Linked DNA regions of Homo sapiens: all the other regions are linked to region 3. Evidence: chromatin loops called from intact Hi-C (ENCODE). Cell type or tissue: Caco-2. All regions are shown on one strand. Region 1 overlaps RTKN2 (rhotekin 2). Region 2 overlaps ARID5B (AT-rich interaction domain 5B). Region 3 overlaps ARID5B (AT-rich interaction domain 5B). Region 4 overlaps RTKN2 (rhotekin 2). Region 5 overlaps CABCOCO1 (ciliary associated calcium binding coiled-coil 1). Region 6 overlaps ARID5B (AT-rich interaction domain 5B). Region 7 overlaps LINC02625 (long intergenic non-protein coding RNA 2625).

Evidence for each region. Hi-C counts contacts between places; a loop is a spot of excess contacts. Peaks named below come from ENCODE experiments on the same cell type or tissue, not always from the same donor. Only the 100,000 strongest peaks of a DNase experiment are listed, where the experiment ranks them.
Region 1: a loop joins it to region 3, with 2.4 times the contacts of the local background. A loop is called at or near these places in 18 of 110 quality-filtered maps.
Region 2: it touches region 3 in a loop (7-fold over the local background); 2 of 110 quality-filtered maps call a loop at or near these places.
Region 4: a loop joins it to region 3, with 2.5 times the contacts of the local background. A loop is called at or near these places in 7 of 110 quality-filtered maps.
Region 5: a loop joins it to region 3, with 12 times the contacts of the local background. A loop is called at or near these places in 2 of 110 quality-filtered maps.
Region 6: a loop joins it to region 3, with 4 times the contacts of the local background. A loop is called at or near these places in 4 of 110 quality-filtered maps.
Region 7: a loop joins it to region 3, with 14 times the contacts of the local background. A loop is called at or near these places in 2 of 110 quality-filtered maps.

Annotation. Positions count from the first base shown.
Region 1 is chr10:62,243,260-62,247,259 of GRCh38, reverse strand. It overlaps RTKN2 (rhotekin 2), which reads left to right. Exons shown (of 12, transcript NM_145307.4): 3 at 1,203-1,261. Among named protein-coding and RNA genes, the nearest start is that of LINC02621, 14 kb to the left of the region's middle. In Caco-2, a CTCF peak has its summit at 2,067 (motif pointing right); a DNase peak (open chromatin) is centred at 2,079.
Region 2 is chr10:61,935,895-61,939,894 of GRCh38, reverse strand. All of the region lies in intron 2 of ARID5B (AT-rich interaction domain 5B), which reads right to left. Among named protein-coding and RNA genes, the nearest start is that of ARID5B, 36 kb to the right of the region's middle. In Caco-2, no CTCF peak of the experiment used is centred here; DNase peaks (open chromatin) are centred at 1,964 and 2,923.
Region 3 is chr10:62,091,905-62,095,904 of GRCh38, reverse strand. ARID5B (AT-rich interaction domain 5B) reads right to left here. Exons shown (of 10, transcript NM_032199.3): 10 at 1-4,000. The coding sequence ends at 2,875. Among named protein-coding and RNA genes, the nearest start is that of LINC02621, 170 kb to the left of the region's middle. In Caco-2, no CTCF peak of the experiment used is centred here; DNase peaks (open chromatin) are centred at 1,674 and 3,104.
Region 4 is chr10:62,223,222-62,227,221 of GRCh38, reverse strand. It overlaps RTKN2 (rhotekin 2), which reads left to right. Exons shown (of 12, transcript NM_145307.4): 7 at 3,890-3,984. Among named protein-coding and RNA genes, the nearest start is that of LINC02621, 34 kb to the left of the region's middle. In Caco-2, no CTCF peak of the experiment used is centred here; a DNase peak (open chromatin) is centred at 2,381.
Region 5 is chr10:61,745,124-61,749,123 of GRCh38, reverse strand. The region is part of intron 5 of CABCOCO1 (ciliary associated calcium binding coiled-coil 1); the gene reads right to left. Among named protein-coding and RNA genes, the nearest start is that of CABCOCO1, 84 kb to the right of the region's middle. In Caco-2, no CTCF peak of the experiment used is centred here; no DNase peak of the experiment used is centred here.
Region 6 is chr10:61,949,942-61,953,941 of GRCh38, reverse strand. All of the region lies in intron 3 of ARID5B (AT-rich interaction domain 5B), which reads right to left. Among named protein-coding and RNA genes, the nearest start is that of ARID5B, 50 kb to the right of the region's middle. In Caco-2, no CTCF peak of the experiment used is centred here; a DNase peak (open chromatin) is centred at 1,661.
Region 7 is chr10:61,836,191-61,840,190 of GRCh38, reverse strand. The region is part of intron 2 of LINC02625 (long intergenic non-protein coding RNA 2625); the gene reads left to right. Among named protein-coding and RNA genes, the nearest start is that of LINC02625, 30 kb to the left of the region's middle. In Caco-2, no CTCF peak of the experiment used is centred here; DNase peaks (open chromatin) are centred at 2,400 and 3,180; H3K4me3 peaks cover 401 bases.

The sequences.
Region 1 (4,000 bases), 150 kb before region 3:
CAAATTTGGATGCATTATAATGAATATATTGGCAGTCTTTTTAACAGACCTACTGAAAGCAGTGTGTTGCTGTCATCCTCTTCCAAAAATTACTTAGATAAAGTCCCATTTCAAACTCCCATCAGTCTTTCTCCAGAAGCCTTCTTAGAATCAAACAATATCCAAATGGAAAATTTCCATCTTATCACTTATTTGAAGTAACAAATTAAATTAGCTGGTAGTTAATTAGCTGACCAAATTAAATAGGAATGAAAAATACAAAGAATACTCTTAGAAATATTGCCCTGTAAATGGAATGCTAATCTCTAAATGCAGTTTATTAGGAAAATAGGATATTAGGGAAATAGTCAAAGATTGGATTGTTTCTATCTTTTTAAAGTTTTCATGGTAATAAAATATTCCAACTTCAGATTTGGAAGTGTCTTATATCCCCAGAATTTCCTTTGAATCGTAATATTTAGGATATTAGGGAAATAGTCAAAGATTGGATTGTTTCTATCTTCTTAAAGTTTTCATGGTAATAAAATATTCCAACTTCAGATTTGGAAGTGTCTTATATCCCCAGAATTTCCTTTGAATCGTAATATTTTTCTCTCTAAATTTTATTCTGTCTACAGAGCTACTCTGTTTCTCATCTTAGTTTGTTAATTTATTATTTTAACATACACTTAGTTCTTTGGAATCTTGGGGAAATTAAATATGATATTAAATATGATTATACAGCAGAGGGTACTTTTTTGGATATTTATCAGATTCTATAAGGATAAGATACTCCTGGACAGTAAATTGCATGATTGGGAAGTTCATTAACTTTTCCAGGCCACTGTATCTGATAAGTTAGAAATGTAATATATGAAATTGTGATCTAAGGTATTATACTTCTGGGGACATGGACAAATATTGTACATCTTGTTTACAGATATAAATGATCACAAAAGTCTTTCATTGTAAAGTAACCAGTATACAGTCATCAAGGAATATAAAGTTTATATGAAAAATCGGGAGTGGCTCCAGATATTTCTTTTAACTTGCTAACTTGACTAAACATCTTAAAGTTTGAGTCAAATAGTTTACATTAACTGGAAGTCATTATTATTCACGGATATGCATTTGCTTTTAATATTTTGACATTTGTGAAACACTGTTAAAATAATTGCTTATTAGAAAAGATCTTTTTTCCATAAGTTTTTTTGTTTTGACAGTGATGTGAAATTTGAAAGTAAAGAACGAACAGCATGTAAAGGAAAGATTGCCATATCAGGTATGCTATAAATGAATCTTTTATATTGCTGAATAAATTCTATAACGTAACTACATGGTGGATTTTGTTTTATGCCCTGTCTCCATTCTCTTCATTTTGTTTTTCATACCTCTATCAGAATATTTGTTCTAAAACACTGTTTTTAGCATTATATGCTACATTGATATAGAACTTTAGAGTTTAAGAAAACTGTTTCATATGTTACATACTCTACAGTTTTCTCCCTAGTGCAGTCTTGTAAAATAGGTAGAGTAATTGTTATTTTCTACAGACTCAGAGGCTAAGTGACTGAGCTAGGCCAAACCCAAGTCTTTTGACTCTGTTCCTTTCCTGCTCAGAAGCTATAATAATGTTTTTAATGTTTTGTCTAGGTCAGAAGTTCCATGAGGTTTTGGTACCATGTTTATTTTGGTCATCACTTTACACCCAGAAGCTAGCATGGTGCTTGGCTCATAGTAATTGCTCAGTGACTCTTGGATGGATGGCTGCTCTTCATTGCCTGTAGTGTAAAGACCAAACATTTTTCTCCAGTCTTCCATTTTGACCCAATTTTTTTTCTAGTCATATCTTCTATTACTCCTAAACATAAGCTGTCGCCTTTAGCAGACATTTCTCTCCTTGTCCTGGCAACATAACCCATGCTTCTGACACCCAATTAGCTTGTGAAATAACTACATTCTCTTAAATATCTGTTTGTTTATCTATATATAATATAATCTCTGTTACCGTTCCAACTAGAAAGGATGTTTCCTTTCTCTCAATTCCTAATGCAGTTAGGAGACCCTTCACCACTAGATGGCACTTATGCTGTGCAGTCTCAGTTTCTCCAAAGTGTTCAGGAAGCTAAAGACAATGGCTTGGAGATGCCACAGATTGAAATGAATACATGGCTGACTCGTGTGTACACTAGTCAGATAATGCACTTTTACAAATATTTTCTTATCAGTACATTTTTGAAACAATAGTATATACCTCCATTGGTCCTTAAGTAATCACTAGGTTATTGGCTAAAAGTCTTGTACTAGAGAGCCTGCTGCTACATTTGAGGTACTGTCACCTAAGGAACTGTTTCTAGTAATATTTTTCTGGATAAACAAAATTATCACACAGGACGGTAGACCTACATTTTACAAAGTACGTAAATGGCCAAAATCTGAAGAATTGCATTCAGCTAAGCAAAATATTCTTCAGAAAATAACTGGAATATGTAAAAATTTGTTGCTTGTTTTATAGTTATTTATATTTGTTTTTATCTTTATAATACAAAACAAAACATGTTTTATCCTTGTATTCTTTTGCTATCAAACATGTATTTTTATGTGGTATTGTTCATTATGTGCAATAAATTTTTTGTGAATAAATTACTATAGATCTTTGAGATTTTATAAAAACTAAACATATCCTTCATTTCTTGCTTCTAATATAGTGTCACTCAGTATATAAATGACATATGTTAAGTTGCTGTTAAACACTCAAATGCCATGATAGTCAACATCTATTGTCATTTCATAACAGTTTATTGATTGTAGCAATTCATAATATTAGAAATAACTGTACATTTAGAAGGAGGCTCAAGTAAAAGTATTTAAAATAAAATAAAAAACTATTTCCTGCCCACAATTACTCAAGTGTAAAAATTGAACTTATTTCTGCATGTGTTTCTTCTTTCCAAAAGATAATTTTAAATTAAGGAACGGAAACTCTGAGAAAATCGGATACTTACGTAATGTCTTTTCATCTTTGCCTAGACTTAATTATATCTTGTATGTGTTTGTAAAAACAAAATAAAAAATGAATTCACCTTTATAAATCCATTTTTTCTTGATATTGGGATGAAAATGTGACCTTTGTTTTGGTAAAGATGAATATTTGCAACAAAGTGTCATAATGTTTTGAGATTACATTGATAGCCAGAAAATACCTGGGTTTTCTGTTTCCAGCTACATCACTCCCTGGCCAGGTCTTTATGAAACTAAATCACAAATTTATTATTTCTGCTGAACATCAAATATTTACCATATGTAAATGTAGTATTTACCGTAATTATATTGTGGTAATTAGCTTAGTCACCGACTACTAATTTAATGAATAAACCAAATCAGTTCACCAAGTACCTTAGTTTTCACTTTTGAAAATGATAGACAGACTTCTGGGACTTGATAGCATCAAGTCAGCTGTCTTATTATGACTCTCCCAGTTTACCATTAAAATGGCAATGAAGACATAAAACAAGACAAAAGTTAGAGTACTGTAAACTGAAACTGAGCCATTTGCAAGAATCTGGAAGGAAGTTCTATCATTGGAAGCTGAATTCAGAAATAGAGTTGATGGGTTACAAATCCATTGCTATCTGAAGAGCACAAGACTACCTGGAAAATCGGTATCCAGCTTCTCCTCTTGTGGAGCTGATATCTACCCTCCTCTCTTCGGCATGGGATAGAAGAAGGCTGACCCACAGGTTGTGGGTGTACAGCAAAGGAAGTCAGGATCCATGTCCCTCCCATGATAGTGTAAATAGTTAATGCTCTGTTAATCCTAACAGAGCAAGAACAGCTGTGAATAAGTACAGTTGTGAAATGAAATGAGTCAGCAGCTGTGGTCAAGCAAGAAGAAGTGGACTTTTTGGCAGGATATCAGCCAAGTCATAATTACAAAACAATAAAGCATTCTCATAAAAATCAAAAACAAAATTACAATGTCTGTTATGCCAATATAATTTAACAATTTTAGAAGTTCTAG
Region 2 (4,000 bases), 160 kb after region 3:
GTTCACACTCTACCTAGCTGACCACTTGGGTGAAAGCTAGTTTTTAGGTGTAATTAATTGCAAATGTAAAAAGTGAAAGCTAGATGACTAATGGTGAGCCTGTCTCTACATAAATGGTCTAAGTAAATCTAGGATTCTTGGAACTCTGACTCACCCCCAAATTCCTATGTTTATGGTACATTTTCCCTTGGCTTATACACAAATATTGAATTTAACTTTTGTCCTAAAAATTAAATAAAACTGTGATGTAATCCCAAAAGAAATACTTCATAAATGTTATGTGCTTCCCACTGAAAGAAACTTACACATTCTCATGTTTCTCAAAAACTTTGTAAGCTGAGAAATGAACTGATTTTTTCTTTTAATACAGATGGGGTAGAGGGTGAGAGGGTGAGTGAGGAAAAAGTCTTTGAATTTAAGAAAAGTAGTTGAAATGCAAGTTTCTCCTCTGGATCATAAATTTGAATGTTAAGCATCTCTAATTGCTTCTAGGAAACAACCAACTTTTCTGACTCAGAATTAATTCAGCAAGATCTTTAATAGACATCCATACATGGAACAAAGGGAGGCCCCTTCACCCAAAGATTCTTTGGAAAAGGCTCAAGAAGATCATCTCACTGGGTTTTAAGTTAAGTTATTTAAGCATCTGACATTTCAACTTGAACTGACTTCTTTCATTTCTTTTATTTCACATTTCTGAAGAAAGCTTGGCTGTGAAAACCCCTAAGATTACAAAATCTTAGAAATATTTTTGACAAACAACAACAGGAAGATGTCTCAAAGCTATTAAACAAAAGGAATTCACAACTGATTTTGGCTAATTTTGCTGTTAAACATGACTTTTTCCTCCTCCCCAAACATGACTTTTTCCTCCTCCCCCTGCCCCACCGACACACACACACACACACACACACACACACACACACACACTTCTCCAATTCGAACAAAAAAAGGTTATTAGGGTAAGCTTCACATAATAAGAAGCCCTGGGTTGAGGGTTTTTTTTTTTTTCTGATGTTTTAAGGTAGGATCTAAAATTTCAATTTTCCTCATTGAGTTCCAAGCTGCTTCTGAGAAGAAAGTCTATTAGGCAGCAGCAGAGTAACAAATACTCTATCAAAAATGAAAAGTAAAACTTTAGTAATGGAATCCTTTCCCTTATCATGATTAAATATGAACTACCACTAAATGGGAGACAAAGTGGAAACTGTGTTTCTATCGTGCGCTCAAGAAAAAATTTGAGTACTTTATAAACAATGGGGCCCATTACAAAGTACCATTTCAACGGATGATTTCCCTCAGATTCACCACACCATCCTCTTGAAATAAAAGATCTGTAGTTGTCATGCATTTTATAGCTATTTCATGGTGATTATTAAATGTCAGAATAAAGTCAGGCTAGATATTGTTTCAAAGCATATGGGAACAGCTTCTGGACAGGTGACACCAGAAATCAAGTTTAGAATGTACTGGAAAATAATTAGGTGTATCAGTCTCAACATTAGTAAAGAGAGAATTTGGCAACATTTTGACTAAATACAGTTTCCCAGAAGAGACAAGTTTGTAGATGAGTGTTATTTTCAAATAGCTCTCTGATCAAATGATTATCATTTCAATTACTAGTTGCTTCAGATCTTTTCCAAGAAATGGCATGACTATCTCTGGATGGCTTACAACACCCTCCAAACAAATAGTATATTAACCAAGAGAAAATACTATCCTTATGATGTCATTAATGAATAAACCCATCTTTTATGATTCAGTCTATAGGTTTTGTCCTCCCTTTTTCTCCCTCTCTCAAACAGATCTTTCATGAATACACACACACACATAAAAACAAATGCAGGAATTCACATAAACATGCATAAGCCATAAACCCAAGTTTGGCTTAATTGTGAAACCACCAGTATGTTTTACTGTGGATTCACAGAGAAACTGGCCCTGCAACATTGTCAAATGCCATAGAAGGAAATCTGATAAGGAGAGGAGGGGGAAACAGCAAGCCAACACCCCCCTCCCACCACAAGAAAACAAAAAGTAGCCAACATATATATAGAAAATGTCTCAGGAAACATTACTTTGTGCACACAATGGCATAAATCACATGTTCGCATTTACTATTCTGAGCAAGTGCTGACTAAAGTTCCTAATACTCACCATTCTTGGGCAAGTCTCTATGTCTAAGAAAAGAATTTCAATAAGCTCATCTCATGATTACATTAGCTCTCTGCAAACTGAGAATTAGCACTGGATAAATATTGCTGATTTACTCTAATACAACACAAAAGGAACACAAAGAAATACACTTTGTTATTCTATTAATGTACCTTGGCTTTTCAATTAACCCAGCTCTTAATCAATATTTATGTAAGCTGTGTTGAGCCACGTTCTAAGTCCTTATCCCCTTTCGTCATTGTTTTAAACTGCCTATTTCTGTAATTTGGATTTAGTTTCTACCATTGTCCAAAAACAGCTCATTTAATCATAAATCCTCTAAGTCAAGAGGAGCTCATCCAGTCAAGAAGTCACAAACCAGTCAGCCCATGTGCATGGCGGGCCCTTCCAAGTGTTCTAAAACTTGGGAAACTTTAGGCAAAAATACCCAGACCTCAATCTTCTCTCATAAAATAAAATAAAGGCCAAAAAATAAAAATAAAAAACAGTTGAAACTGATAGAAGCTGCCTTCTTCAGACAAGATGTAAAATCCCCACCACTCCCTATTGCATTGTATTCAGTCCAGTTTTCCCTTAACTATCTGGCCCCCGTGGGCACCAGACATTTAAACTTGTAACATTGATTTAGTTCACCTTTCTCATTTTACTGATGAGGACAGTGAGGTTCAGTGACATGTCCAAGAACCAACTGACGGCAGGACTTGAACAAAGATCCAGGTTTCCTATCTGCCAAGACAGCATCTTGGACTCTGCAGCCAGATTGCTTGGGTTCAAATTCCAGCCCCGGAATTTACTTGCTGTGGAACACTGAGCAACTTCTTCAGCCTCCTTGTACTTCAAAGTTTTTTTTTCTTTCTTTTTTTTTTTTTTTTGGGGAAGAAAAAAAGGGAAACCCAGGTTTTATAATAATTCTGTCTGCCTTGTCCAGCAGTAATTGCCAGGACTCAATGGGTTGATACAAATGAAGTAGCATGTCAGAATTAGCTATCATGATCATTGTTATTTCTTCTCTAAATTGGTGTTTTCCAAACCGTGGCATGCAGAGATGATTTTAGATGGTTCACAGGTAGACTTTTAATTTAATTAAATTAATTTATTTATTTGAGACGGAGTCTCACTCTGTAGCCCAGGCTGAAGTGCAGTGGCACGATCTCAGCTCCTGCAACCTCTGCCTCTCAGGTTCAAGCGATTCTCCTGCCTCAGCCTCCTTAGTAACTGGGATTACAGGTGCCTGCCATCACGCCTGGCTAATCTTTGTACTTTTAGTAGAGACAGGGTTTCACCATGTTGGCCAGGATGGTCTCGAACTCCTGACCTCTGGTGATCTGCCTGCCTTGGCCTCCCAGGGCGCTGGGATTACAGGCGTGAGCCACCGCACCCGGCCCAGAAATAAACTTTTAAAATGTATATTAAGTTTTTCATTGCTTATTTGTTTTGTATTTACTATTTATGGGAAGGTGGTACTGGTTTTCTATTTATAGGAGATATAGCAAGTTTTAAAAAAGGGCCAATTTGAACATAGGCATTAAGTAAACACAGGGAACATGTGGATATAGCCAGAAAAATAAAAGTCAAGATGCTATGAAAATAAAATTTGGAACAATGTGTTATATCATTGGTTTTCAAAGTGGGTTCAGAAACCCTCGGGAATCTCTGAGACCATTTCAGATGGTCCACAGGGTCAAAACAATGATCCTAAAACTACTAAGACATTACTGGCTTTTTTCACTCTCATCCTCTTTCAAGTGTATATATAGTAGGGTTTTCCAGAAACGATGTGACATGTGATATCACAACAGAGTGAATGCAGAAGGAGATATGAGAA
Region 3 (4,000 bases):
ACTCAGTAAATAGATTTATGACTCCACTGCCAATTCGATTCCACAGTTTCCTTTACAGAACTACCAATAACAATGGTTTGATTGCACAAAGAAAGGCTTGTGCAATTCCATTCAATAATAAGGCCCCTTGAACTCAAACAATGCAAACAAAGCCTTATTTAAGACATTTTAAAACGTCGTTCTCAGCCAATGAAGAATTCAATGGTCTTTTTGAAAGATTTCCAAGATCTCTGTTCAGAGTTTTAAAACAAATAACACACTGCTTCTGTTGGGAATGCGTACCCCCATTTCTCTTTATTTGTCCTGATGTTTTGCCGAGGGTATGAGCTTCCTCAGACAGAAACAGTGAGTCTCCTCTCAGAAGAGATGAGAAAAACAAAAGCTGGACTATGTTAACATTGTTTGAAAATGGTGTGATCGAATTCCAACATGATGAAACCAGACTGAAATCATTGCAGTGGAAAAAACAAATGCCCCATATTCCAAATAGGTGAGCTCCACCGGGGACAGATGCCCCCCCTCCTTTTTTTTTTGAGACACGAACTCATAGAAACCACATATGACCTAGCCCATGTCTGCTGCAGAACCACCGAAGTTTCCTTTTTCTTCCATGTCCTCCGATTCTGTGACCATTCAATCTAGTGCAACTTTCTTATATGTGTCCTGGCTAGCATCTTGCCAGCTGGAATTGAGATTTTTCCCCCCTCTAGCTTGTGCAATAGCAGGATAATCTGCACTCACACATTTATAATCTAAATTCTACTAGTCTATCTATGGTTCTATTAAATATATATATATATATTATTCCACAGGAAGGTAAATAATTAATTGAAGCAAATGGAACTCTTAACACTGGATCTCTACATTCTTTTGTTTCCACCTTTGGATATTAAGTATGTTACATTGAATATTTGGCTTCATATCATGGAGACATTTCAATACAAATGCACGGCATGCATGGCTTTGTTTAAGAGCCGCAGTTTCATTGTTATCAGTTTTGATTATTTTGCAGTCGAGTTACCTATTTAGAAGTTGAAAATTGTCACCAATTTTCCCAGAATTAAGTATCTCAGAGGTAAAAGACTTAGTTAACTATGGTTCTAAAGTCTACTGGTAGTGTTGCGGGAGGGGCACAGTGGGTTGGGGAGTTCATCCAAGCGGTCTTCAGCAGGGATGGGACTTGGGGAGAAAATCCACTCTCTGTATCCATTGACTTTTAATTAATACAGTTAGAAAATGTGTCCACCTTAATGTTATATCTCGGTAGCAAATGGAATACAGTGGCAAGAATGACAACGGACATTCTCCACATCTTTTCACTGCCTGAGCAGCTTGACCATTTACTTCCCACAATAAAAGAAACCAGAAAGTGGACTGTATTGCCAGGTGGTTAAAAACATGACCCAAACCACCTTACATGTTTCTGTGTGTGTACACACAAAACTCACACCCCATAAAACCAAATAGGATGACTTTTCTTTTGAAAAGGCTAATCCAGTATGTCAGTTATCCCCAAAGATGTGGCCTGGGAGATTCTTCTTGGGAATGACAAGAAACCAACTGGATGAAAACAACATGACTACTTATCACTCAAAAGACCGAGGCTAGAGAAGCTATCAGGACTGCAGCTGCTCCTCTTCTGGCCAGTTGAGCTCCATCCTCTTCCCAACCCCCTTTCCCAGACCATTTAAAGGAATCAGTGCCAACGCCAATGTAAATCATTTTGGCTCCTGTTCTAATTTCTGAAATTCCTAAAATATCTGTGCAGCCCACAAATATGTCCTCTAGACTCTGTTGTTATTCGGCAGCTTGCTGCCAGTGAGGTTTTTGTTTTTATGATTCTCTGGTATGTAGGACAGTTTCACAGCCTAGATAAGGTAAGTACAATGCTCAATATTTTCACAGAACCCAATACTTCAAAGCAAAGCATTTGGCTGGGTAAGCAGTGTATAAGCTCTTTCAACTATGCCATTTATGAGGAACAAAATCCTTAAGTTGCGGATCTACAAAGGAACGTTCTTTGCACTATTGTGTGCTTGACTGTTTCTTTTTCATTTGTTCCACTAGAATCAGTTGCTTCAATTTGTAAACAATAACTTTACCACCCAAAGCTGCTCAAAATAAGATGTGGAAAAATTACAAACACACAACAACTAGGACAGTCAGTCAGCCTCAAAAACAAAACAAAAACAAAAAGACCTGCAAACAAAAGCAATACCATTTAATAAAAAAAAAAAAAAAAAAAAAAAAAAAGACGAGAAGGAACTGGGAGAAAATGGAACTACCTGTATATAAATTAGGTGAGCAAACAGTGATACAGGTAGTTTTAAGAAGCAAATATATACAGTCAATTTAACAGTGTTTACTTCTCTGGATTGTTTAATAGTGTCAAAATGAAAGATCTATTGAAGTTTCACTATACATTGCATTGATTGAACCTTGGAGAGTTTTATGAAAAAGAGGGGCATCCCTTGCCATCTGTTTGCCAGTCTTCCTTGCCCCTTCCTTTGAAATGCCTGCCTCTTTTTTGCCCAGATTGTTTCCTGACCATCCGAACTCAGATGGGGTCCTCTAAGTTCTTCCTGGATATTCACAAATCCCTTCACAAGGCCCACGTGCGAAGTGAATGATCTGGAGGTGCCTGGGCATCTGTGTTGGAAGGGAGTCAAGACTCACCAGCCAGTCAGTTTGTGGGCTAGAGTTGTCCCACAAAAATCAGGCATGTTCACCTCCCCTCTGGGCCCCTACAGCTGGGACTGATCATAGCCTCAGATTAGAAGAAATACTGACTTCTAACTCTATAAGCCAGCACTCCTGGGTAAGGAGTGAAGCTCTGTTGGCCATGCCGCTTTGGACTGCTGGGCAGAGCTGAGCCTACAGTTTTGTACTGGGGTGCACGGATGACAGCTGGGAAGATGGAAAGGCAGCTTGAGGATTTATAGCAGCTAAAGGGTAAATGCTGTTATGCAAAAGGTCCCCATATGAACTTCCTACAGGTGTAGCCGCAGCCAAGTGTCTGTACAGCTGCTGAGAATTTGTCGGTGATGTAAAAATTCCTCTTTGCATCACAAGCGAGTGGAAAGCCAGGGGCTGCATGAGTGGAGAAAGCACAGTCTGGTTTTTCAAGTACTGCAGAGAATGAGAATACCCAGCCGGGAGCCTGGAGTTGAGGCCCGAGTTACACAGGCTCCCGGAATACAGACCTGGGAAGATAGGGGAGGAGAGGGGAAGCTTGTGGCCTTCTGATCCGCCCCCGGAATGCCCACCGTGCGCTGCTTTGCTGCCTTCACTCTCCTGCTCAGAGGCCTTCTCCTTCCCAGAGACCTCCTTGGATGGGTCTAAGGGAGACACTGCCCGGGCCTTTTTCCCTGCAATCACAAGGTCCAAATCCTCCAGGCTGCGCTTGATCGGCCGCGCCGCCCCAATGTTCTGCGGGCTCATTTTCCGGTGCAGGATTGGGTGGACCATGCCTTCCATCTTCCTGAAATTCTCCAGTCTCACATGGTGAGGTTTTCCTGATCTTGAAAGCGATTCAGGGTATTTTTTAGGGCCTGACATGGTCATGGGTGATACCCGACAGGCTTTGGGGTGACAGTCTCGACTCTGGCTGCCTAAGACCTGGAACTGGGAGATGCCTTTGCTCTCCTGGGGCCCTGTGGTGGAATGAGCCAGGCCCAGGACCTTGCCGGTAGGTTTGTGCGGGTTCTTGGGAAGGCTCAGATCTGTAGGCTGATCATCCGTAGGGGCTTCTGCTGCCGCCGACTTTTTGTCTTGCAGGTGCAGGGACGTGAGATAATTTACATGGAGCTTTTCTTGGTGTCTGTGGGAAGGAAAAGAACTGTTTTCCGATTCCCTGTACATGTCCCTGGAAGGGTATTTGGATGTCTGTTCATTATGAAGATGGTGCTCGGTGTGTCTGTAGAGGCTATGGAGATGAGGGGACGAGTAGAAGTCAGCCAGGAAGCTAGGCATGTGGGAATGGGGGAGGGCCCTTTTCTCT
Region 4 (4,000 bases), 130 kb before region 3:
TATAAGAGAGGAAAAATAGATAAATATATAAATGTATGTTTACATATTTATACATTCTCCTCCCCTATTTCGTTGATTGTTGTCGTTTTAACACCTGGAACAGTGCCTGGCAAATGAAGGCACCCCACTTATTGTCGATAATCTTTTCTTGAAAATAACATATTCTGCCCTAAAGTGCTCACAGTGAGTCTACTTCCCATTATTTTAAGTGGGAAACGTTATAATGTGTTATCAATTTAAAACCCCCTTCTAGTTATTTTTTTGAGACAGTCTCATTCTGTCACTCAGGCTGGAGTGCAGTGGCACGATCTTGGCTCACTGCAGCCTCCGCCTCCCGGGTTCAAGCAATTCTCCTGCCTCACCCTCCCAAAGTTCTGGCATTATAGGCGTGAGCCACCATGCCCAGCCTACTTTGATTCTTTCTCCACAGTTTTCTTTAATACTTCAACTTTTTGGGGATTCATTATGTGAACAATAGGGAAAAATAAGAGCTTATTGTGAAAGGCACTGTAGAAACTTGTTCAGAATAAATGAATAATAGCAGAGAATGGCCACTTGTCCCTCTCTTAGTTCTAGCAGCAGTTAAGATTTGTTGATATATAGTGAACTTTTGAAAAGCCTAAGTGTGAGTCTGACATTATACCAATTCAGAATGTAACTCGAAAATGTACTCATGCATTGTTTTGTTTAAAATGTTATGTTGAAATTTGGAGACAGAAACATAAATTTTCCTATATAAACATTGACCAGAAACACTGGGTATAGAGAGTTATCTTTGGTCTGTAATGACTATATAGTAAAAGCCAAGAGGCATTCTCCAAGGGAGTAGTATTCTATGAAGTATGCTATTATTTATTGAAGTGCATGCATACATTGCATACTTACTAAGTGTATGCATATGTATTTTTGTAATAGAGACTTTATTAAGGATTTAGTAAGAAACAAAGGAGGTTTATGAAACATAACACCTAGCATAATTAATATAAATTCCCATCAGACATCACTGTCTTCTATATCTCTCTTTGTCTCTCTCTTTTAATATACTCGTTGATGTTTTGAGATTTTACTGATTTGGAAAAAAAATAAAATCAAGAAAATCATGAAAAAAATTAGGATTGCTAGCATAGAAAATACAGTTGTTGCCGGGCGCAGTGGCTCACACCTGTAATCCCAGCACTTTGGGAGGCCAAGGCAGGTGGATCATGAGGTCAGGAGATCGAGACCATTCCTGGCTAACACGGTGAAACCCCGTCTCTACTAAAAATACGAAAAATAAGCTGGGCATGGTGGCGGGCGCCTGTAGTCCCAGCTACTCGGGAGGCTGAGGGAGGAGAATGGCATGAACCCGGAAGGCGGAGCTTGCAGTGAGTCGAGATTGTGCCACTGCACTCCAGCCTGGGTGACAGAGTGAGACTCCGTCTCAAAAAAAAAAAAAAAGAAAAGAAAATACAGTTGTTACTGAACATAAATTCACTTTTTATCACCACGAAGTGCCAGGATATGAAATTCATCACGAGAAATTCTAGGTATTTTGGTAAGAGTGCTATTTTAACGTAAGTACCACAAAGGGAACTATAATGAAAAAAATGGAATGAGTGTAATGAAGTCATCCATGTTCTCACACTATAGATAAAACCCTCAAATCTCTGATGTAGATAACCAGAAGAAGGAGATTCATTCTGTGAAAAATAAAAAAAGTTGGATGCTAAAGTGGTAAGGACAGATTTGAATCAGTAATGTGCTATTACAATAAGAAGAGTCACACATGAATTGCACTCAACTTTGATTTGTGTAGAGACAACTGGTCATTTTAAAGGAAAGTGAGGAAACTGGGAGAGGTTGAGTGAGGCTCAGAGTTAGCTAAGTGAAAAGTTCCAGATAGTGGGAAGGGGGGATTGGTCCATGTGGAACCCACCTGGGTGCTCTAGCTGGTATTTATCAAAATTAGTCTCCTACCTTCTCACAGAGACTGAAAGACTGAAAGGCCCTGTTTTCAGCTCTTGGTTGGAACAAACAATAAATTATTTTGTCAGCCTCGAGTTTTCTCAAGCAGGCACTTTAAGAAGACATCTTAGGGATGCAGGTTAGAGCTGCTAGAAACAATGCTAGTGTTTGTTCAGGTCCTTAGAGGCCAAGGTTGAGGCCTAGTTGAGTAAAGGACTCAGAGGATCATGGCTAGAGTTTGGTCAAAAAGACAGCCTTTGTCCCTGGGAAATTAATATAAATCAGACCCTATCATTCCACTTTTTATCAACTTTCCTATTACACTTAGAATTAAATCCACTCCTCTTCCAGGGCTCACAGAGCCTCCAGGTGAGCTCATCACTCCCTGTATTTCCAGCCTTGCGTTGCACCATGCTTGCTGCTTGCTTGCTGTGCACTAGCCACACTGGTTTTCCTTCAGCCCTCCCTTTGCAGATACTCACTCTGCTTGGAATGTTTTCCTGCATTCTTTGCTTGGCTAGATTCTTTTATGACTGGATAACTGTTAACTCCTCAGAAAGTCCTTCCCCAGTTCACCTACCTACCACAGGTCCTCAGTTTTCTCATCTCCTTTGTTTCTTTCATAGAAAAAGTTGCATTCCAACTTGCAAATGCTGGTATTTGGTTTATTCCTCTGCCTACTTTTTTTTTCATTCTGCCTGCATCAGAATGTAATGCTGGATCTTGTTTACCATTGAATGCCCATCACCTAGCATTGGACTTGGCACATTTTAAGTGTTCAGTAAATATTTATTAAATGAACGGGGACCCTTCAGAGAAACATTTGTGTGAATTAAAACAAATAATTTGCAGATTTTTATTGACAAAGTATAGAGATAAACTTGCTAAGTTAATAACTTGCATCGTTGAAAAATGTCATCTATTATATCTAAATTTTTTCTTTTTTGTAGTAAAGCATTCTTGAATATACATTCAGAGGCATTAAGTACATTCATGTTGTACAAGCATCACCACCCTCCATCTCCAGAAGTTTTTCATCTTCTCAAGCTGAAATTCTGTACCTATTGAACACTAATTCCTCCTTCTATCCTCCTGGCAGCCACCATTCTAGATTCCATCTCTATGAATTTCACTACTCTAGGTACCTCTTATAAGTGAAATCATATATAGTGTTTGTCCTTTTATGACTGGCTTATTTCACTTAGCATAATGTCTTCAAGATTCATCCATGTCGTAGTATGTCAGAATTTTCTTCTTTTTTAAGGCTGAATAATATTCCATTATGCATATGTATGTGTATATATACACACACACACACACCTACCCCACATTTTGTTGATTCCTTCATCCCTGGATAGACACTTGGGTTTCTTCTACCTTTAGGCTATTGTCAATAATGCTGCTGTGAACTTAGGTGTACAAATATCTGAGTCTCTGCTCTCAGTTCTTTTGGGTATATATCAGAGTAGAATTGCTGGATCAGTAATTTTATTTCTTATTTTTTGAGGAACCACCAAAATGTTTTCCACAGAGGTGGTATCATTTTACATTCCGACCAGCAATGTACAAAGGTTTTAGTTTCTCCACATACCAGCTAACATGTGTTACTGTTTTTTTGTTTGTTTTACTAATCTTAATGAGTGTGAACTGATATCTCATTGTGGTTTTGATTTACATTTCCCCAATGACTGATGATACTGAGCATCTTTTTATGTTTTGTTGACCATTTGTCAACAAAAGAGAAATAGACATTTCTCTCTTTGGAGAAATGTAATGTGTCAGAATGTAATGCTGGATCTTGTCCTCTCTTTGGAGAAATGTCTATTCACGTCCTTTGCTTATCTTTAAATCAGGTTGTTTATTATTTGTTGTTGAACATACAAATATTTTGTGTAGTAGTAGAAATACAAAAATACTTAAAACATGTCTTCTTTCTTACTATTAGTGGTGTAAAGTATAATTTGCTAGCTCACACTACCCTAACCTTGGAAAGTGCTGAGGATAGTTTCAAGACCCATAATCTGTCTATTAATGGAAATGGTAAGTACAGTATATA
Region 5 (4,000 bases), 350 kb after region 3:
TTACTTTTATCAGAAAATTGACTATAGACTATTTTGGTGGCTTTTATTATTTTTACATATTAATGATTAAAATTAAATATAGCCCGATTGTTCACCACAGAAGGCAGTGAAATAATTTTCATGGCTGATATAATTTTAAAGTCAAACCTGGGTGAATAAGATATTAGTTCTGTTGTGGATGAGTCTCATTGTCCATCCCGAGGCTCTGATTCCTGATCAGACCCATCCATTTCATAAAAGGAATTATACAGCTGTACCAAGTTACTCTTCTAACAGAGGCCCAGGGGTGCATTGGCTTTTTCTCAACAGTGGTCCCACAGGGCCTAGAGTGCTGCTTCTGCCCTGTGGATTTTAGGCACCTATTTTCGTGGTTTGAATAATTTATTTTTTTGAGTGGGAAACAGAGAATGCGATCTTACTGCACAAATACTATTTTAAAACTCTAACACCAAAAAAGCTGTATCATCTGCTAGGTCAAAACACTGTCATTGTCACTAGTCAAAGGCATAACTGCAGCTCTCTGAGGATTCACATTCATTCACAGTTCTGCAGCAAGGGTCACAGTTTCCTTGTCTAGAAAACGGCCATAACAGTGGTCACCCACTGCGTGTTTTCTTCAGAGGACTAAATCAGTATGTGGAAGGTACTCACACAGTGCCTGGCATGTAGAAAAAGCTTAAAAGTGTGAGGCTTTTTGTTTTTTAAATTTCCATGTGACATATTTATGTCTACAACAATGCTAAACAAAACTCTCTGAGGGTAAGGACTTGGTCTGTTTTGTTCCCAACTTCACTGCCTGGCAGGTAGCTAAGAAATAGTGGGAAAATAATAAATATTTACTAAAGAATTAAATGTAGGAAATAATTGTAGTTTTATATGGTCAGTAAGTCACTATCTATTGCTATTTTCCCCTGTTATATAGTCTCTTAATTAATAGTGCCAAATTTTAGGGTTTTTTTTTTCCCCCGTATCTCCCTGCTCTTCACCTCCCCAATACAACCTATACATCAGGCTGCTCCTCATCTGGGTGTCCAGTCCTGCTCCTTGGCTTTTCCATATTCATCCTATGCTAATGGTCTTCCAAAAAGTGTCCATGCTAGGTGAAGTTATGTAGAATGAATTGATTGTGGTGATAAAACTGGAATATTAGGATGAGTATAGCCTATTATCTGATGAGAGAGTTATTCTGGCCAGGAAAACTTTTGAAGGGTCGTTCTGGTTTTCACACTTGCATGAAGACAGCCTTGATGTGAGGGTTTGCTAAGGAAGCTGGTGAATCTGGCCCAGTATGTTAATTTACTTGATTCAGGGAACTTCCCAGTATTTATAAATTAACTCTGTACATTAGGCAACTAATATTTAGATAAGAAAATCAGAAAACAGCACATTCTGCAACATATCACTTCAGCAGATCGAAGTATCAATCGACTCTGGCAAAGCTAACATTGTTTAAGTAATCAAAACCAAGCAAGGACAATGAGCTACTGTTGGGAAATTCTGCTAGAAACAAGAAACCAGGGCTAAAAGCATTCAAATAATAAAGGAACATTGCAAAACCAAGCCACAGCATTAATTGGCTTAATCTAATTATACAATCTACAATTAAGCCTTAACATATTTCAGATTGCTAGTATCATTGGAAATACCAACCAAATGATTATCGTCATTGCCCCAGGAAAAGATGAAGGTTGTAACTTTGAAAGATCTGGTATGCAAGGTATGTTTTGAAGAACAGATAGACTATCAAAATGTTATGAAATGACACATTCTATTTCTTCAGCTTCTGTTTGTGTTAGAAGCTTTTTATTCTCATTCTGCTCAACAATGCTGTGTAAATGCTATGAAATGACTGGGAAGGTAATATTACCACACCAATTCTTTATCTAAAAAATACCAGTTTCCTTGCAGTGTATTTTGTTATAATTGGTATATTTATCTACTTATTGGTGAATAATTTCATTTTGGTTTTAGACACAGAAATACAACATTATAACTAATTTATTCTTTTGTCAGATCGATTTTTCTATTGGTAGATCATAAGACATTTTATTATTTTAACAAGATTTTTTTAAAGTGTTTGCTGTTATATATCTGAACTTCACCATCTTACTAGCATCTGTCAGATTTAATCACCTACAGAACTACCTTATAAAGATTACCTTATCAGAAAAAGTGTCATCTTGTGAGCTTAGGTGTGAGAATTGCAAAATAAAGCTGAGCTACACTAACAACTGCTGTGCTAATTTATTGTAAATTATGGTTTTTTTTTGTTTGCAGAGATAAGACATGAGAAGTGTTTCTATTTAAATTCATTTCCTATTATTCCAACATATACAAAACAGCTTTACAAAAAACAGTGAGAACATAGAATATTCCTTAAATAGGCTCTAGTGACAGTGAAATTTATTTTCTAAGCTATTAGTACCAGTCCTGTCACACCATTCTAGGTGCAGAATCAGACAGAGCCATTAAGACAAAACATGGATGCTTAGAACACAAGATGGAAATTACTGATTGTCGTGTGAAGAGTGATGATTTATATGATATGAACTGGAAATAATTGTGTAGCAAGCTGATATACAACAAAGCTTTAATTCACTGGGTTGACACTGTACACTCATAATCTGCAGACCAAGCACCAGCCATGATAGATTACAGCCATTCAGAATATATAAGCATGTTTTTTTCATAAACATTCTGGGAACCATAGTTCAGATGACCCCAGTAAAAACAACTGCGAAGTTTTTTACCAAGCTGGTTCTCTAAGAAATGTAAAAATCATAATGAGTCATTATATTATTAAAGTTCAGAACTAGGTGGCAATGAATCACATGAAGTTATCACCTTTAAATTACCAAGGAGAGCATAAATTGTGTCCTATAAAGCACCATGATTCTCAGTGCATTTTAAACAAGATGAACCTCTTATATAAACATGATTTTATTAATATATTTATTGTGATTATTATTAAAACTAGAGTAAAATTTAGTGCATATAAAAGTGAAGGGCTAAGGTTGCTGGCCAGAGCCAGAAAGAGCATAGGCCTATATTTTGTAGACTCCTTTGTGTAACTCAGCCAATATATGTTGACCTATTCTGGTTCTTATGAGTACATGACAAACATGGTAATTGGTGTGATCCTTAAAAAAATGCATTAGCAGATAGGCTTTGTGGTAAGAGTCCTTCAAATCCATCTTGGTTTTTAATTCAAACTAAGATTTGAACTCTAGTCTCAGAGAACCAGTTGTAGGTCAACCCAACTGTTACATCTCCTCCTTTTTAAAGAACACTGTGGGTCTTTCAAAGAAAATGGAGTTGAAATACATTTGAGAAAAAAGTGAAAAGCCATCTTGCTGGATATGCTGTGACCCTCTGCCAGTAAGCTTTATGCTGCAGCACATCACACGTTTAAAAGAAGAGTCTCTTGTGTTTTGCGTAAGATTCAGATTTTGGTTCAATTCAACTGATCTGTGTGCGTTCCATGTGCAAAACATGGCATAGGCAGGATTTCTGCCTCAAAAGAGTTACAGTCTGAAGGTGGAGTAAGAAGGCAGGGATACAAATGCCTGCACAATTCATTTGTAACACTACATAAAAACGGCTACAGTTGGGCCATAGGGGTAGAGAACTGTTGGGTGAGTCCCTGATTTTAGCTGACAACAAAACAATGTACCTGTTAGGGATAGGCCAGACAAAGAGAAGAGCAAGGACAGGGAGGCCATAGTGGGGTTTGTAAGTGGACCTTGTCAACCTTGTCAACTAGCCTCATAATAGTTACCCAAAGCCAGAGGAATAAGTGGTATTAAGTGACCTGGAATATAAAAACATGTCAAAATAAACTTGGCTCTGGAAGAATTTGAGCGTAATTGCTAACTTCTGATAAATATTACTTTGATTATAAAGAAGAACAGAAGAAATACTGTTGTTGGTCAGTGGTTATTTTTACTTAAAACATTTATAGTTAGATGGATACAAATAGACCTCTGGTCATAGACTATGA
Region 6 (4,000 bases), 140 kb after region 3:
AAATAACATACTACTGTAATCTCTGTCTTGGTATTCTTTTTATGTTGCATCTACTCACTTTGCTTTCTTGAGTAAGGGTTTACCTTTCTAAAGGAAAGGGGAAAGGAAACTAATATTGTTGACCAAGTGCTCCCACTGTGTGTTGGGTACCCCTATAGATGATCTAACGTAATCTTCCCAAGTCCTGGGAGACAAAACTGTGAGATGGGTATTGTTAACGCTGATTTATAGATAAGCAATCAAAGCAGAGTGAAAGCTTTTAAGGCCATACAGTTTATGGAGCAAGGACTTCAATCCAGGTCCATCTTACTTTGTAAAGTTCATGCTCTTTCCGCTACAACATAACTGACTACTGAGGTTTAGTACAGTGGTCAAAAAGAAGCTACCCTAAAATGGCAGCTTCTGTGTTTGCTCATTCTTCTAAATCTTTGATGGAAAACATTAATACAAATCAATGGGAACTAAATGAGCATTCTCAATTAAAAAAAAAAGAAAAGAAACCCAGATACAGGCCGCACATGTGAAAAGCCTGTATCTTTATACACACAGCCATCACGTGATAGTTAATTAGCCAGGTAACTATAGGTTTTTCTCTGCTAGAAAAGTATATGTTTCATCATGCTTTGAACTCTGCCTTATTATCAGCTCTGCTATGAAAACAATGTTTTATTTCCTATTGAGAGAATAGGCCAGGCATGAAGCATTGTTTTTGTAAGGCCTAACAGAATACTTTCTTTGTGAACAAAAGTTGTAGAATGAGTAGTTGGAAGATGGAGAATATCTTCCACCATAATTAGCAAGCAACCATTTTAAGGGAGGCGAAGATTAAAACGGTGTGATTGCCTAGAATAAGCAGCACTAGATGTCGTGCTACAATCATCTTCTTAATAACCTGTCATCTTAAAAAAAGATTACAAACAAGCCGATAATAATAAAAAAAAAGGTAAGGTGGAACAAGTCCAATCTGGATTTATTCCCTGCATATTTTTGTCACTACTATGACCCTGAAACACGAAGAAGATTCCCTTGAGAAAGGCATTAATATGTACCACTATTAAGATGTAAAATGTCCACACACACACACACACACACACACACCTATAACACCACCTACAATCCTCAGGCTAGCAGGATAGCTTCAAGCATGTTCACGTGATCTCTCAATGTGTTTTCTAGAATGAGTGATGAATAGATGACTACTAATTAGACCAAGAATAGTTAGCAAACTAATACCCCAAGTAGCTGCTGCTTCTACAGGGTACCAATGAAACAGCCTCTCCACTAGAGAGTGTCTTAGGAAGTGCTCTAAAAGAACTCAAATCAACCTTCAAATGCACATAGGTGTCTCAAGTAGACTAAGAACAGAGAACTCCAGAGATTTCAGGAAAGTCTGATCATAAAAGCCGCATGTTTACTTAACCTACTAGGTATAGCTTTGATGTCTGAGTGCTAACACTATAGAGTTAAGACTTTTTGGGAAGATAAGATAAACACATGAAAAAAGATACTGCATTATATTGGTAGGTATAGAGTAAGGTGATCAATAAGGTGGTAGAGACACTAAATGTGATAAGATAAGAGCTCAATAAAGCAGGGCAATTCCTCTGAGCTGGAAGGCTGAGAAGGGCTTCAGAGGCTTAAACAAGTCTTAAACGAAAGGCAGAATTCCCACAGGTAGGACTCCTAGAAAGGCTATTCCACGAGTAGAGAGGCATGAGCCACTTAAAACACACTGGAGAGTTTGGAAGGCAGGGGACTGAGTACATGTGGTTAAAGAGAAAGAAAACCAGGCAGTTAGACTAGTTAGGCTAGGGCAAAGAAGGTTTAGGAGAGGAGATAAGGTAGGGGATAGGTGTCTTAACGTTCTGTGTGCACTTTGAACCAGCGATCCCCCCCTACAAATGTATAAAGAAATAGTCATGGCTATGTGCATAACTACAAGAGTTTTATAAAGTTTGTGGGAATCAGAAAGAGCTGAAATGCCCAACGATAATTAAAGTATGAAACACCTCTGTAATGAAATATTCAGCAGCTGAAAAAAAAACCCAGTATAGGATATTTTACAATATGGGGGCATATTTATAATACCTCTGTACAAAATTAAGTATGGGAAGGTAGATTCCCAAACAGTAGATTTTATTTTTATGAGGAAAAATAATATCCATATAAATTCTCACTGATACATGCATTCATATGCATTGGTACATATACAAATACTAACAGCACTTCTGAGTGGGAGGAAAATAGGCAACATTAATTTTTCTGCTTTTTGTTTGTCAGTAGTGCCTATATTTTCTAAAACAAACATGGATAACATTGGTAGTAACAAAAAATAACAATAATGAAAGTTACTTAATGAAAAAGAGAAGAAAATGGAGCCTGGAAGTTCACTGGATACTCCTGTAACATTTGTATTTTATCCCGTAGGCATGAAGTTTGCAAAGAAACAGGGATCCTAAGCGGAATGCCAATATTTAAGGTCAGAAGTAAAAGATAATAGAAATAGTTAAAAATTCAAAAAGCAAGTGGGGCTGCCCAACGGAAGAGAGTTCTAGGCAAGGCACAGGCTCTGGGGTTTTAGGGAAGAAAGAAGCAATACCACTTCATCCAAGCACACCAAATGAAAACACACAGTGAGGCAACTAGGAAAAGCCTGAAATCATCAGCACTATTTGCTCAGCCCCTACTGTGCATGAAGCACTTCACGAAGTCTTTGAAAACCCACTATTATTCCAGTCTGTCCTAAATAAATACATTTATTAAAATAAGCTAAAAGTCCAAACCTCAGCTTTCCTCTGCAGTGACCTGCATAAACTACAGACTTAAACACATAATGTTACAGGAGAGGAGTGAATCTGACATTTAGGAAAGTTAATGTGTTGCAACAGAACTTCAGACTTAAAAGTACTCTAACAGATTAAACAAACTGTTCAAAAGAATCAGTGTCAATACCACCGAGTATTAAGAGTAAATGCACAAATCAGATACCTGCTCACAGAACCCACTGGAAAAACCACATCAATTCACATGTAGGATATATCTGCTTTGTGTTCCAAGGTGATGCTATCATGATAGCAGCTGTAATAATGGCTCACTGTCAGTAATCATACAGTGGCTAATGAGGTGAGAGGTAGAAGGCAAACAAAAACATTTTAGAGTTATGACAAAATAAAAGCATCATGCACCTCCAACTGAAAGGGGAACTGCTGAATCAAGCCTCATTTTTATTTTATTTATTTATTTTTGGAGACAGGGTCTCACTGTGTTGGCCAGGCTGGAATGCAGTGTGGGTTGCCCAGGCTGGAGTGTAGTGGTATCATCTTAGCTCACTGCAACCTTGAATTCCTGGGCATAAGTGATTGTCCTGCCTCAGCCTCCTGAGTAGCTGGGGCTACAGTTGGGCGTCACCAAACTCAGCTAATTTTTAAAATTTTTTTGCAGAGACAGGTCTCACTATGTTGCCCAGGTTCCTCTTGAACTCCTGGCCTCAAGCAATCCTCCCACCTCGGCCTTCCGGAGTGTTGGGGTTATAGGCGTGAGCCACTGTGCCCAGACAGACCTCACTTTAAAAGCACATCTGAGGTACAGAGTCAGTGTTGCATTCTCAAAAGATATTTAAAAGACCATGATGGTCCGGGCCAGGCATGGTGGCTCACGCCTATAATCCAAGCACTTTGGGAAGCTGAGGCGGGCAGATCACGAGGTCAGGAGTTCAAGATCACCCTGGCCAACATGGTGAAACCCCGTCTCTACTAAAAATACAAAAATTAGCTGGGCGTGGTGGCACATGTCTGTAATCCCAGCTACTTGGGAGGCTGAGGCAGGAGAATCACTTGAACCCGGAAGGCAGAGGTTGCAGTCTGCAGAGATCGCACCACTGCACTCCTGCCTGGGTGACAGAGCAAACCTCCATCTCAAAAAAAAAGAACAAAACATGGTGGATCAGTTGGGTTTGTCCTTCACAATAGACCCACTTTTATCACCAAATGCAAACAGAATT
Region 7 (4,000 bases), 260 kb after region 3:
TCTAATTTTAATGTTCTGCCCAAGTCTTTAAGGTCTCTGTTGGTTAATGTTTAATGCTCTCCACGACCAGTGTTTGATGTTCACACTTTATTGGGCTAACCAAATTTGTAGAGCAAATTAAATGTGTGCAGGTCTCTGGCAAGCCACGTTTAGATATGTGTTGCTCAGAAACCATCTCCTTGTTCAATACTGCATGCCCCAAATAGTTTCAATTAACTGTTCTTCTTTTCTGGCAATATCTGAGCTATCTACATTGCTTTTGGGGAGCTATTACTTCCTAAATTTACGAATGTTACAGCCTCATACCCTTATGTTTCCAGAAAACATGTCACGGCAGAGAACTCCACTACTCTGTGAAATGAGAGCGTCAGCAAGAGGTAACCTATTAAACCAGATTGACCAAAGACCAGAAAAATACACTAGGGTTGGAGCAGGGGAGGCTGGAGAAAGGAGGGAGTAATAATTTGAGTTGGTATTTTTGTTTAGAAAAATACACATACTCTAAGAAAACGTACAGGTGGAATAACACAACAGTTTAGGTAAAGAGCCATTAATATAATTACCTGAAGACACATGTTGTTTTTCTTATACCCATGAATTTAATTTCAGTCTTCTTTTTTGAACAAACTGAAAAGGCAGATGGTACCATATCATAGTCATGGCTGGGGAAACCAAGGCCTGAGTTCCGTGTTCAGCTAGATGGGGCCTCCCCCTGGTCTGACCTTGGCCAAGCCCTCTCTTTAACCTCATGGAAAGTCATCCAGGAAAGAAGAGAGTTGGCTATGATCTCGAAGTGCCTTCCAGTTTGGGCATTTTTTTTCTTTTTTTTTTTTTTTAAGACAGAGTCTCACTTTGTCGCCTAGCCTGGAGTGCAGTGGCCCGATCTCGGCTCACTGCAAACTTCTGGGTTCAAGTGATTCTCCTGCCTCAGCCTCCTGAGTAGCTGAGATTGCAGGTGCCTGCCGCCATGCCTAGCTAATTTTTGTATTTTTAGTAGAGATGGGGTTTCACCATGTTGGCCAGGCTGGTCTTGAACTCATGACCTTAAGTGATCTGCCTGCTTTGGCCTCCCAAAATGCTGGGATTACAGGCTTGAGCCACGGTACCGGTTTGGGCATTTTGGAATTCAATTATGTCTTTAACTCCATTTATAACGTTTCTAGGGAGAGGCAGACATGGCTTACAATAATCTTCTTAAACGATACAAGTTTTACAAATATTTGCCCAATAAACTACAACTTAATTTCTTCAAAGATTGCCTTGATTGTGGCTATCAGCAATTCTTCATTTTTTCCCTTAAATTTTATATTTTTTTAATTACTGAGACAGGGTCTCACTCTGTCATCCAGGTTGGAGTGCAGAGGCACAATAATGCCTCACTGCAGCCTCAACTTCCCTGAATCGAACGGTCCTCCCACCTCAGCCTCTTGAGTAGCTGGGACTAGTAGCGCTAGCACGTGCCACCATGCCTGGCTAATTTTATTTTTTTCAATTTTTTGTAGAGACAGAGTCTCCTTATGTTGCCCAGGCTGGTTTTGAACTCCTGAACTCAAATGATCCTCCTACCTCAGCCTTCCAAAGTGCTGGGATTACAGGTGTGAGCCACCGTGCCCAGCCATAATTCTTTCTCCATCTTTCCAAACTGGTATTGTCTTTTAGCCTTGCTGAGAGACACCCAGTTTTGACTGGGTATAAGAAAATATTAAGAAGGTTCTGGGGTTTAATCAGTAGACGAAAATAAGGAATCCCCAAGTTTCGGGGTCACTGATGGACTTTGGGGTTCAGGTTTCTTGGGGGTCAGATTTCCTGTCTCAAGGCTACCAGAAAGAATCCGGCCAGGTCTGGAGTGATAGCTGCTTTTCTGGCACATCAGCAGGGGCTGAACCCTAATGTGTTTAACAGTTGGACTTATTTTTAATCTACTGTATTAGGAGCACAAATTTAATCAAGAACAAATTGTTACCAATGTTGTTTTTTGTTCTTGCATATGCATATATCCTTAACACTGTTCTGTATTCCCTTGTGCTAGAAAGCTTTCCATCTGACATCTGACTTATTTCATAACATTAGTTTTTTTTTTAAGTACAAATATATGTGGAGAAAAAAAGAAACGAGGAGCTGAATTTCCACTCAATGCAGCCCCCTTACTTAAAGAACTAGCTGCAGTACAGATTTTAACAATTAACATTCCTGCCGTGAATGTCGTTATGGATGGAGCTAATAAATGTTTTCAAACACTCTTCGGCTCAAATACACGTTCAGCTTATTTTCTGTCATTTGATGGCATTGGTGGGTTGAGACATTCCTCTAAGCCTTTTTTTTTCTCCTTTCTAGTAAAAGAAAGAGATCTTATCTCCCTACCCACCCTAACCCACCCCTTTCTCTGCCCTACCCGCTCTGTGCCTACTAAACCTTACTTTCAGGTCAGCAGGCTGGTAACAGATTAATTTCACTCTGTGAGGAACACCAAGTGTTTTGGCCAGGACACATGAGAATCCTGTTATAATATTACCGTTTTTCTAAATTAAATATTAGGAAAAATTAAACTAAATTGTGGCACACAGTGCAATGGAAAATATTTCTCTTCCAAACACTTCTCTGTGATAAATGTGTGTGTAGCTGAAAGCACAATAAATATGCACTACTTAAAAAACCCAGATTATTCAGGTTTTAAGACTTATAGCTAAAAGTGGTTTAATGTTTCATGCCTAATAATAGATTACTCCTATCACATTTCTAACCTTTATTTCTCCTCGCTTTGAAGTCCAGCCATATAAAGGTTGTTTGTAGAACCACACGAAAGTTAAAGCAAATATTACTTAGAGTGATTCATACCACCAAGAATTTGCAATGAAGGCAGAGGTTTTTTTTTTTTTTTTTTTTGGTGTGTATGTGTGTCTGAATCAAAGGAAATGAAATGTTTGTAATATTTTTTGGTTGATAAATTTATTAAAACATTTTAGAGGCTTGTAGTAGAAGCACAGCTGAAATAAACAGACTGACTGGAAACAGATTATATTCTGCTCTGTGGGGGAGGCAGAATTTAAAGGGGGAAAAATTCCCTGGATTTCAAAAATTGCCACCAGGTCACAGCAATACTTAATTAACTGAATACATTATGGGAGGGTTATAACATAGATGCTAAAAAAAGAGGGCGGGGTGGGGGGGAGTAGTCAAATTCATTTAATCCTGTGTTCTTTGCTTACAGATTAGCCTTTCAGAATGAGCAACCTGATTTTTTTTTTTTTTAAAAGGATCCATTTACCTTCCAGAGCTTTTCATAGCAAAACATTTTGCATGGTTGCAAAAGAAATTAATTTGTTGCCAGTTGCTCCACACTGGCAGGAATTCTGAATAAAGAATGTAAGCAATCTATCTTTGTTTGCAAGATATAATTAATCTGGCAGTTAAAATTCTTTGGAAACATTCTGATGACTTATGTGGAAAAGTAGCGCAGCATTTTCAAAGAAAACTCAGAACTGTATGCCGGGGAAGATAAAAGATATATGAAGTGTTTGTTCTAAGCGATACTATTCATTTAAAGATCATAATGTAACCCCACCCTAGCAATTATTGTGAAAAACAAGACAAATCTCCATCTATAGCTTTCTGACACAGTCTTGATTTGAGAAACAAAATAAGCACATTACTGTTATAGTCTAATAGACTGCAAGCTGTTTTATTAGAGTCAGCTGAATCCTGTTTTGCATAAAAAAGAACTCTGTTTGCTATCAAGAACACATTTACATTAATATGACTTTGACAAAGTAAAATAAAATCGCATTAAGATGATGTAAGTAGATAAGACAATGAAATCTCTGTGAGAGAGTTTTGGCACACACTAATTACAGTCAAGTCCCTGCAGAAAAAGAACATATTTTTACACCAACTATCCATGTGTTTGAAAATGTAGAGAGCCCAAAATGCAATCCTTGGTTTAGGTATTTCCTGAATACATTGTATTTCTGTGCTTCTGAGATAGGGTTTTTTTTTTTTCTTT